Linked DNA regions of Homo sapiens: region 1 is linked to region 2. A link is a contact called in ENCODE Hi-C or POLR2A ChIA-PET data. All regions are on one chromosome and are shown on one strand. Each heading gives the region's core, a stretch centred on a gene start or an enhancer-like site at or near the end of the contact. The rest is flanking DNA. Distances are from core to core; before and after follow the strand shown.

Region 1 (5,467 bases), core at 669-3,168, 51 kb before region 2:
CAGAGCCTCTGAATTGGGGACTTGATCCACTACATCTGTTCTCTCGGCTTGGTTTCCTTGTGGGAGAAAGAACAACCTCGTTCATGCCCTACCAAATACAAATGTCAATAGATAATCTTCCAATCTCTGAAGCCAGAATTTGGCCTATGTACTCCTTTGCTGGGTGCATTTTGGCCTAGAGGCATGGCATGGGCAGTGAGGATCGTAGCCGTAGAACCCAGGGGCCATGGTGCCTTACGTATCAATACGCACACATTCGATGCGGGAAGATGGCTCTGCTCTCTGGGGTAATGCAGATCCCTTGGGGAGGTCTGTGCATGGGGAAAAGAGCAGTGGTGGTGTGGTGCCCCTCCCCAGTTCAGCAGTACTTTGATGTCTGAAGCCAGGAATCAGTCTCCTTGGTGGCTTGGCTGGACCTTCCCAAACCATGAATGACCTAACCTGGCATCATGGGCCTCATAAGAAAATTATAGGGCTTATTGGCTGCTGAAGGCTAACTTGTTTTTTGTTGTTGTTGTTTGTTTTTTGTTTCGTTTTGTTTTGTTTTGAGATGGAGCCTCGCCCTGTGGCCCAGGCTGGAGTGCAATGGCGTGATCTCGGCTCACTGCAACCTCCGCCTCCCGGGTTCGAGTGATTCGCCTGCCTCAGCCTCCCGGGTAGCTGGGATTACAGGCGCGTGCCATCATGCCCAGCTAATCGGGTGCGGGTGGCTCACACCTGTAATCCCAGCACTTTGGGAGGCCGAGGCGTGTGGATCACAAGGTCAGGAGTTCAAGACCAGCCTGGCCAACATGGTGAAACCCCATCTCTACTAAAGAGGCTAACTTGTTATTTTTCACAAGACTAATTTCCCCAAATCCAGTTTCCTTTTACACAAGACTAATTTCCTTCTCCCAGTTTCCATACTGGGAGAAGGGTCCATGGCGCTGGCCCTGACGTGTGACATGAGCCCCTGCAGTACCCACTCTGATTCAAAACTTCTGTGAGGGAAGGCGCTGGTCCAGGGACCATATTCAGGTCCCTGTTGGGTTAATCACCTCTGCATTGGGTCTGTTTAGATGCTTCTAGTCAAAGCCTGATGAGCCCAACGCTGGCCTCCCCACACCGAGCTCCCTTTTCCTGCGAAGGGAACTGATCAGGCCCAGGCCTGGCTAGGCAGGGTGGGTTGCCATCCAGGTCTTTGCCCTTTCTAATGACATGAGAGCTCCAAACTCCCACTGGGAGACAGGCCTGCTGTCCACAACCCTCTCCAAGAATGCACTCTCCCATGGGAAAGGGCATGGGCCCTTCCACCCTGAGCCCCCAAGAGAGGCGCAGACAGTCACAGGAGGGTAAAGAACGGTCCCCATACTATAAATATTTCTCAAACGTCTCCTGTAAATCTCCAGATGTGTCATCAGGGCACAGGGAAGAGATCTTGAATTAGAGCCGATTAGAGACCATATTCTCCCAGAGGAGGGCAAGCCTGCCCGTCAACCGAGCCCCACTTGGCCGCCGGGACCACCTCGGGAGGAAGCGTCTCCTGACAGCTTTCCTGGAGGCTGCCCCGTACCCTTCCGGGGCGCTGAGGGCTCTGGGAAGCACAGACACCATTTCCCCTTTGCCCTCCTGCCCTTTGTGGTGACAGCTCCGGAGTCGTCCCCGGGTGTGCCCTCTTCCGAGGTGAGTGGGGGGACAGGGAGCGCGCGGAGGGAGAACCGAGACGTGGCAGCAGCAAACTGCCCGGGCGGATGGGTGATTTACGAAGTGCTGAAAAGCATCTTCGAAGCTGTCATTTATCTTACAGCTCTCAGCCTAAATAAACACTGAATCCGCCTAATTATAGTTACAGTGGAAACACAACACCCGAACCTCCTCGCCAGCGCTGCCGGCCCGGCTCCGGCGCGGCTCCACCCCAGGCCTGGCTCCCACGTCAGCCCACAGCTGCACCCTAGCGGCGGCCTCTGCGCCCGCGGCTCCCGCATTCCCGCGCGCCTCTCCGGGCGCGCCTTCGTCCCTTCGCCCCTCTCCCTCTCACTATCTCACGCAGGTACAGTCCTGAAAACAATTTCGGTCAAGAACAGAGGCACCATCTCCATCCTGCTGGGAAACTGCACCTGCGGCATTCCTTCAGCTGCGGTGGGGGCTGGGGCTGGAGAGGACCCTTGACCTGGATGCTCCCACTCTTTCCCAGTCCTGGGATTCCTTGGTGTGTGGTCAGCTGGTCTGGCCTGGCCCAAGGGTCTACTGCAAGGGCAAGGGAACTCTCTCTTTGCCAGATCAGGAAAAGCAGCGCGGGGGTGGGGGTGGGTGGGGGGCTGGGGGTGGGATTGGGGGGCTGGGGGATGGTGGTTAGGAATCACTTAGGGTAGAGAAAGGACATTCTTTTTGTTCCCTGGTGATTTTGTGTCCTCCCAAGGAGAGGGGAAAGGTTCCTCCTGCCTGATAGTCCTTCCTTTCTCTATTTCTGTTCCTGGCCCTGAACTTGGAACCTCCCTTCCTCTTTGACATATGGGAGGCCTCCTGTCTTTAGAGATTCTTCTAACCTAGACTTCAAAGTGAGACAGGAGTTGGGTAGGACTTGTTTTGCAAGGTACAGGTCACAAAGATCCATCTGATAAAATGAGATGTAAAAAAGCTGGCCAAAACCTACCAAAACCAAGATGGTGACGAAAATGAGCTCCAATCATCCTCACTGCTCATTATACATTAATTATAATATATTAACATGCTAAAAAACACTCTACTAGTGCCATGACAGTTTACAAACACCATGACAATGTCTGGAAATTACTCTATATTGTCTGAAAGAGGAAGGAACCCTCACTTCTGGGAATTCCCCCACCTCTTTCCTGGAAAATTCATATGACCAATAAACAACCGTAAAAATAGCCAACCAGCAGCACTTGGGGCTGCTCTGCTTATGGAGTAGCCACCCTTTTATTCTTTTACTTTTTTTTTTTCTTGAGACAGAGTCTTGCTGTGTTGCCCAGGCTGGAGTGCAGTGGCATGATCTCGGCTCACTGCAACCTCTGCCTCCTGAGTTCAAGCAATTCTCCTGCCTCAGCCTCCTGAGTAGCTGTGATTACAGACACCCACCACCACACTCAGCTAATTTTTGTACTTTTAGTAGAGATGGGGCTTCACCATGTTGACCAGGCTGGTCTAGAACTCCTGACTTCAGGTGATCCACCTGCCTCAGCCTCCCAAAGTGTTTGGATTACGGGCGTGAGCCACCGCACCTGGACTATTCTTTTACTTTTTTAATGAACTTTCTTTCACTTCACTGTATTGGTTCACTCTTGAATTCCTTCCTGCATGAAGTCAAGAACCCACATGAACCCCAATTTCCCAAATTTGGAGGTCCAAAATTGGGGTTTATCCTGTGACAAAAGCAGAGGCAGATGCTTCAGAAGCAATCCGACTTGGATGCCCCAGAGTGGTTCTGAATGAAGCCATCATCCACTGGGGCACCTTCTCTAACTTAGTCTTTGTCCTTGGGGAGGTAGAGCTTAGGGCTTAGGGCGAGGGCTGGATTTGACACAGCAAAAGCACCCAGTTATTCTAACAACCATGGGACTCAGCCCCATGCCTGATGGAATCATAGTCCCTGAAACTCTGCAGAAACCAGTTTCCTAAAAGTGAGAATTTCAGAGCCCAAGGGGTTGCATTAACAGGGGCAGATCTAGATTTCATCCACATGGTATTAACTTACATGCTAGCATATAAATTACACTAGGCATGTAACTCACCCTTAATTTACTGCTGTCTTTTTGGGTGTGCAGGGTCTTGTTCTTATAGATACATTTGGAGATCTAATAACAAAGTAAAGGAAGGATTCCTCAATGGCAGGTGTAATCTGAGTAGCCTCCTGGAGGATGTGGTTTGGAAAAGAGTATAAATAAAAAAGGGGCTGCCACCTACAAGTTGAATAGGAATGGAGAGGAGACTTTGTAGAAAGAGAAACTGGGAGTGAGCATATAAGAAAGGACAGAAGAGGAAATAACTCTGCCTGCTCATTAAGAGCCCAGGCTGGGAATTCTTAATCCTGATTTTACTTCCGCAGTCACCCCTGACTTGCTGTATCAGAGAGTTATGGAATGTAGTCCTGCTTCAGTTCCAGCATTGAAACCAAGCCAGAGCAGCCAAGGCTGTGAACCCACATAACTGCGAGGGGCTTGGGTTCAGGCGAGAGGCTCTGGGTTTTAGCTTTTCCATGACACCAGCAGCCTCCCTGCTAGTCTATGGGTCCCTTCCCTCTCCAAAGAGCAGGATTTGCCCACCCAAATCTAGTCTACTTAGCCTAGTCTCTGAATTCTATCTGAAGGAGAAAGGCAGGGCCTTTTTTATGGTACGCATCGGAGTGTAATAAAAGAGAGATCCATTTTTTTTTTTTTTGAGACGGAGTCTTGCTCTGTCGCCCAGGCTGGAGTGCAGTGAGGCAATCTCGGCTCACTGCAAGCTTCGCCTCCTGGGTTCATGCCATTCTCCTGCCTCAGCCTCCCACGTAGCTGGGACTACAGGTGCTTGCACCACGCCCGGTTAATTTTTCGTATTTTTAATAGAGACAGGTTATCATCGTGTTAGCCAGGATGGTCTCGATCTCTTGACCGTGTGATCCACCAGCCTCGGCCTCCCAAAGGGCTGGGAATTACAGGCGTGAGCCACCGCGCCCGGCTCCCCCCCTCCTTTTTGTTTTTCACTATTTACACTACTGCTTATCCACTAAAGTAAGATAAAAATACCTGTTCCCTGCCTGGTTCCCAGAGCACCAATTCAAATGAATGAGGATGTAAAAGCTCATGGTAAGAAAATCTCTCCCTAGGTAGTTTCAGATGAAAGAACAGCTCTTTAGCACTTCTAGTGAGTTAGACAATGAGGGCTCTCCTTATAGCCGGCTGGGGTAATCTCTGCATTTTTTTTCTTTTAAATAAAAGAGAGGCATAAAGCCTCAGTACAGTTGAGTGACTTTCCAGAAGTCACATAGTAAATCACTGTTGAAGACTTGACCCTTTGTTTATTGGATCACAAATGCATTTTAAGAATATTTGGTTTGCATTCACTCTTTGAAGGCCAAGGCAGAAGAAAAGCATGTTTTAAAATGACATATCTACAGGTAGATGAGAAAATACTTTTTTTTTTTTTTGAGGCGGAGTTTCGCTCTTGTTGCCCAGGCTGGAGTGCAGTGGCATGATCTCCGCTCACTGCAACCTCCGCCTGCCGGGCTCAAGTGATTCTCCTGTCTCAGACTGCTGAGTAGCTGGGATTACAGGCACCCGCCACTACGCCCGGCTAATTTTTGGTATTTTTAGTAGAGAGGGGGTTTCACCATGTTGGCCAGGCTGGTCTCAAACTCCCGACCTAAGGTGATCCGCCCACCTCGGCCTCCCAAAGTGCTGGGATTACAGGTGTGAGCCACTGCACCTGGCCGAGAAAATACATTTTTAATAGAAAGGGGAAAACTCTCCTGATTTCTGCCTTGCTGAGT
Region 2 (5,222 bases), core at 198-2,697:
AAGAGGCATGGGCAGATTTTTAAAAATGACATCACTGGTTTTAGGGTGGAAAATGGGTTGGTGGGGCGTAAAACCAGAGGGTTGCAAGGTAGAAGATGATGGTGGCTTGGACCAGGATGGTGGCAACAGACTAGAGAGAAACAGATTGTTTGAAACATATTTTCCAGCTAGACTTGGCAGAGGAAGAAAGAGGGAAGAAAGATGACCCCCCAGGGTTCCAGATTGGGCAACTGGATTATCCATGGTGCCATTTACTTACCTAGAGAAGTTGGAAGGAGAAGGTGACTTGGCCAAGAAGGGGACAAGTGGTTGTGGAGTCTGAGTCCACCCTGCACATTTCACATCCAAAAATGTAACACCAAGTATAGCAGAGTCCCAGGCAGGATGGAACTAAGGCTTCAGTGAGTGGAGTGAGCATAATCATATCCCTGATTTTCAAGGGCTCAGAATTGGAAACTTTTCTATAATGATTCAGGCATACATAGGCAGGTCTGAAGAACAAGGGGTATGATGGATAGATTGCTTTTTCTGTGCAGCAAACCTACCCATTTCTTCCAGAAATAACCAACTGTGTTGTCTAAGAATTTCTTTTCTCCCCTATTCCACACAGTTTCTGTAGGAGCTGTTATGTAATTGACACCACCTCACACCCCACCACACCCCATGGCCACAACGCACTCAGGTTGGGCCTACCAACTACTGGAGTATTAACAACTTGGACCGACATGAGAATTACATAAATGGTTGCCTCCTCCTCCTCCTTAAAACACTAAAAGGAACTTCAGTGCATGTTCCTGGAGTCCATGGTAATCCCTGGGAGCTGGACAAACCCTTGGTGCTTGCCACACTGATGATGTTAAGCTTGAGGCCAGGGAAGCCTGCTACTTACAAGATATGCGTTAAATGCTGTAAAGGGATCCTGGAAAAGGTTGGGAAATCTCCACCTTTCGAGATCATGGAGTTCTGGCATGTTAGACCTAGAAGGAACCTTATTTCCTCATTTATAGTTGGGAAACTGAGTCCTTTAATAAAAAGGAAAGACAATTAAATTACCTGTCCTAGATGGTTTAGTTACTCAGCAACCAGAAGACATAATGTCAGACCAGATGTTCTCTTGGGGTTCCTATAAACTCCACTGTTCTTTGATCTTGTGATTTTGTGTTGGACACCAGCCAATGAAACCCCTGAGCAATCAGGTTTATACTCTCCTCAATGGCCTTAGAGAAAGAGTATGGCCTGGGTGGAGACAGTTGTGTGGAAGCCCACAGTTCTGTCACGTAACTATTTTCTTCTTTAGAATCTTCTCTCTTTTGGCATCAGCTGACACAGGAAGTGGTAAAGCTATTATCTGTAGATTCAACCAAATCACCATTTCCTGATTCTAATGTTCATCAACCACTTTTGAATCCTCCCCCCACTTCCCCTCTATTTTAGTTTGAGGTTCAAAAGCACCCATGAGGTAAATTAATACTCAGCCAAGCAGAGTGAGGCCCTGATGCTCTTGTGGTTCTGCCATTAATTTGCTGTAACCCAGGGACATCCAGGCTAGTCCCTCAGGTTTCTCTCTGTAGGTAAAAGGGTTTCTAAAGTTCCTTCCAGCTCTGAAATTCTGAGATTCCTTGTTGAATCTCATTCTGCAAGGGGAATCTTATGGACCAGCTCCCTCTGGGAAGAAAAATGTTTCATGCAACCCTATGAATCTCATCTTAGTCCAAATCTTTTTTTGTTTGTTTGTTTGGTTTTTGTTTTTGTTTTTTAGAACACTATACTGGAAAAGTGAAAGAATCAGAGAAGCAGGATAACTGGCAACTGAAGTCGGCCAGCATCTCATGTGAATTAGAAATGGAATCGGGGTGCTAGCATCCAAGTGACCAAAGAAACTCTTTGCTGAGGTTGCATGGAGTTTAAGGAAAGAGGCTGTGGGGTCCTCCTTTGATGCAGCTACATTTCCCTCTGAGCCTCTGTCTGTTTCCTGTCAGTTTAGTGCAAAACTCTAGTCTACTACTCTGGGCTGGCTTAGAAAAAATGCATCCTGGTTTTGTTCCAATTCAGGATAGAGGTGGGGAAGTCCTGCTGAGCCTCTCCCACAGTGAGCCTTCCCCTCACCACTGGCAGCACTGACACCAGTGACTAGCATTCATTTCTTGGGGTATGAGTCCACTGAGGGTGGGAGGATCCTCACATTAACCATTATTGGGTACCATCTTAAATTGCGGACTTTGGAAGCCCTTGGCCTTCCCTTTCCCAGGCATTTTCTCCTTGGAGTGAAGATGTTGAAAGTTGGAGGTTAAATGACTTGCCCTAGGTCACAAGGTTGGTGGCACAGCAGGGATGAAAACCTTGGCCAATCTTCTGAGTCCTTGGTCAGACCCTTACGCCACAGCTGCTCTTTGTATAAGGGACAGTCTCACCTCCCAAGGACACTGCGCAAGGATGCCAGATATTGATATGACTGTTGTCCCAGTCCTCAGTGACCTTCTACATCCTGCAGCCTGCTCAGACAGTAGAGGAAGCAGCTCTGGGGCAGAGGGAACTGCCATATGTAGAGCTGCCCTGGTGGAGATAAACAGGTTGTCTGTCAACGTATGAAGCCTATGTAGGGCCAGGACCACAGAGCTTCCATTGCAGGAGAAATTAAACCTGTCTTGCACACCAATCCCAGTGCTCTGATTACATTTACAGAGGTCATGGCCTGCATTCTGTCACCATGGAAACCTCTCAGGCTGCCAGGGTGTTTTCTGTGCATGTGGTTGATATTTAAAGGCAAAGTCGCAGGCCGCATTGCTGAACTATCAGCTGCCAGGGGCAATTGCTCTCCTCCACCAGCCCGCGTCCTGGTGCTTCGTCCCAGAGATAAGAGGAAGGGGAAGAGATGAAGAAAAGGGCCCACCTGTCTCTAACAGGAAGGTCTTTTTAGTAGAGCCAGGTTTGTAGGGAGTCAGGCTATAGGGTGCAGGTGCTGGGATAGCAGATGAAGGGCAGTAAAAAAGGGCCCCAACATTGTCAGAATATAAGCATTTTCTCGCAAGAACACAGGCCCTCATGTTTAGTGCATCTCATTTTTTCTCTGATTCCTCCTCCAACTCATGAGCACATGTCATAGTGGCCATATGGAGCTGGGGAAGCCCCCTTTGCCTGAATGCCCTTGGTGGTTTCTATTTTGCACATCTGGTAGCTGCATGAATTGTGCTGATAACAATATAGCTTATGAAGGATCCCTACTTATTCTAAAGACCCCATAGCACTGTCCTGGAAAAAGCTATCATGGGAGTGACTTATCAGGAGTCCCAGGTGTTGGAAGAGGTAAATAACACCAGATTCAACAGAGTAAGAAAAGAACACAAGTGCTGACTTGGCTTGTGACCATCAATTTTTTCTTTCGTCTCAAGACAATTATTTCCACACCATTGAATGAAGTGTAGATAACACGGGCACCTTAATAGGCTGAGAGCAGAGGCTGTTTAGAGGAGATTTCAAGCACTGTGAGCATAAAATGAACATGAATATTCTGCAATATGCATCTTACAATTTGTCATTAAGTGGATGGCCTCAGTGATGTGATGCAACAGGCTTTGATTGGAATATTGAGCTCTGAAAAAGGAAATTCTGCATCAATAGTCTCATGATGCAAAATATCACATATTACTCAATAAGAAGTGTCATTGTGTTGAAAGTGCAGATGCTAAAAAGTACAGCAGCAGATAGGAACAGCTTGATCCACAAGGCACTTTTCTTTAGGAATTTACAGCCATTCCCTGAAGCTACTCAATTGTCCTTGGAGGTAGAACATGGTATAGCCTGAAATTACAATTCAGGAAATGAAGTGGATCTGTTTGATTTAGTTTCTAATCCTTCAAACTATGAAGACTTCTTTATGATGTTTTCTATTTCTCCACTTATTTATCTTTTCATTCAACTTCTCATTCACTCTCTTTTCCCTTTTTCTTTCTCACTAGCCTCATCTCTAGGCCATCAACCCTCCCACACACTCCCCAAGTCGTGTCCGTCTGCCACAACCCCAGCCCTTCTGTAGAGCTTAGCCCTGCTGGCAGCTCTCCAGACTAAAGGGACTACAGACTCCTAGGATATGATCTTCTTTCTGATTGGTTCTTTGCAGGGTCTTTATTTATAGTGAAAACTTTGTTTTTGCTGCAATAAGTGAAAAGAGGTGTTAATATCTCACGCCTTCCAGATCAGTGTTTCCCCCATGTGGTTTGGAGAACACTAGAAGTATTCTAGAATAGATAGGGCAGGGAGGAAATCTCTGGAGGTGGGTGGGGAGAATCTGATAACCTTGATTTGTTAGAGCCTGGTGCCAAGGAAGCCAAGGCCACACTCTATTCATCTCTTTAAAGGCAGATTAGCTTGATAAAGAGGAAAACTCTCATCCTTGGCAACCAATGATACCTATATCTTGGCCACTCCTCAAATATATCTTTAATGAGTAAGAAAGATCAAATGAGAGATTATGGATAATTTGTATATATATTTATTGAGCATCTGACAGGTGCTAGTTTTTGCAGGGAATGCAGGGACAGTAATCACTAAACTTTACAAAGCACCTACCATGCTGCAGGCAGGTGTAAGCACTACATATATTAGCTCTTTGGATCTTCACAACAACCTTGAGAATACAGTTACTATTGCCATTTTACAGCGGAGGAAATTGAGGCATATGGAAGATAAGTAACTTGTCCAAGGTCACAGCAAGCGGTGGCAGATTTGAGCACAGGGTTGTCTGACTTTAGGACCACTACATTCTATACTCTATCACCTCTTTGATGGGGTCAGAGCCATGCTTTGGGATATATACTCTGAAGCTTATATGAGGGGTGGCATGGGATGGTGGGGAAATTGGATGTGGGAGGCCGGGTTAGAAGCCATTTCAACATATCACTTCCCAACAAAGATATTGAGAACCAAACCCAAAGAGGTGACATTAAGGACGCAAGGAGGGTAAGGATTCAAAAGCCACTGCGAGGAGGTAAGACTAGTGGCCTTAGTGGCTGTTTAGAATGAGTGAGGAAGGGTCGAAGATGACTTCTATATTTTGAGCTTGAATTACCAGGAAAACAGCAATGCCTTTATAACATTACCTATTTTTTTTTTTTTTTTTTTTTTGAGACAGAGTCTTGCTCTGTCTCCCAGGCTGGAGTGCAGTGACACGATCTCAGCTCACTGCAACTTCTGCCTCCTGGGTTCTAGTGATTCTTGTGACTCAG

What was found. A loop is a pair of places that touch in the nucleus more often than their neighbours do. ChIA-PET counts read pairs that join two places held with the same protein, here RNA polymerase II (POLR2A). Pooled maps may share reads with other maps.
Region 1: a pooled map shows a loop between it and region 2 (2.4-fold over the local background). The contact joins two enhancer-like sites. A Hi-C loop is called at or near these places in 6 of 168 maps with a recorded cell type or tissue (Caco-2, PC-3, breast epithelium and 3 more), 6 of 37 single-sample maps with no recorded cell type and 10 of 50 pooled maps. POLR2A ChIA-PET finds 5 or more read pairs at or near these places in 2 of 52 experiments (OCI-LY7 and activated CD4-positive, alpha-beta memory T cell).

Annotation. Positions count from the first base shown.
Region 1 is chr17:48,489,147-48,494,613 of GRCh38, reverse strand. No RefSeq gene overlaps it. Among named protein-coding and RNA genes, the nearest start is that of HOXB1, 39 kb to the left of the region's middle. Within about 2 kb of position 1,918, at least 6 of the 41 ENCODE cell types and tissues checked have a DNase peak (open chromatin) inside an H3K27ac peak, as active enhancers do.
Region 2 is chr17:48,437,641-48,442,862 of GRCh38, reverse strand. It overlaps a transcript of SKAP1 not described here. Among named protein-coding and RNA genes, the nearest start is that of SKAP1, 10 kb to the right of the region's middle. Within about 2 kb of position 1,447, at least 7 of the 41 ENCODE cell types and tissues checked have a DNase peak (open chromatin) inside an H3K27ac peak, as active enhancers do.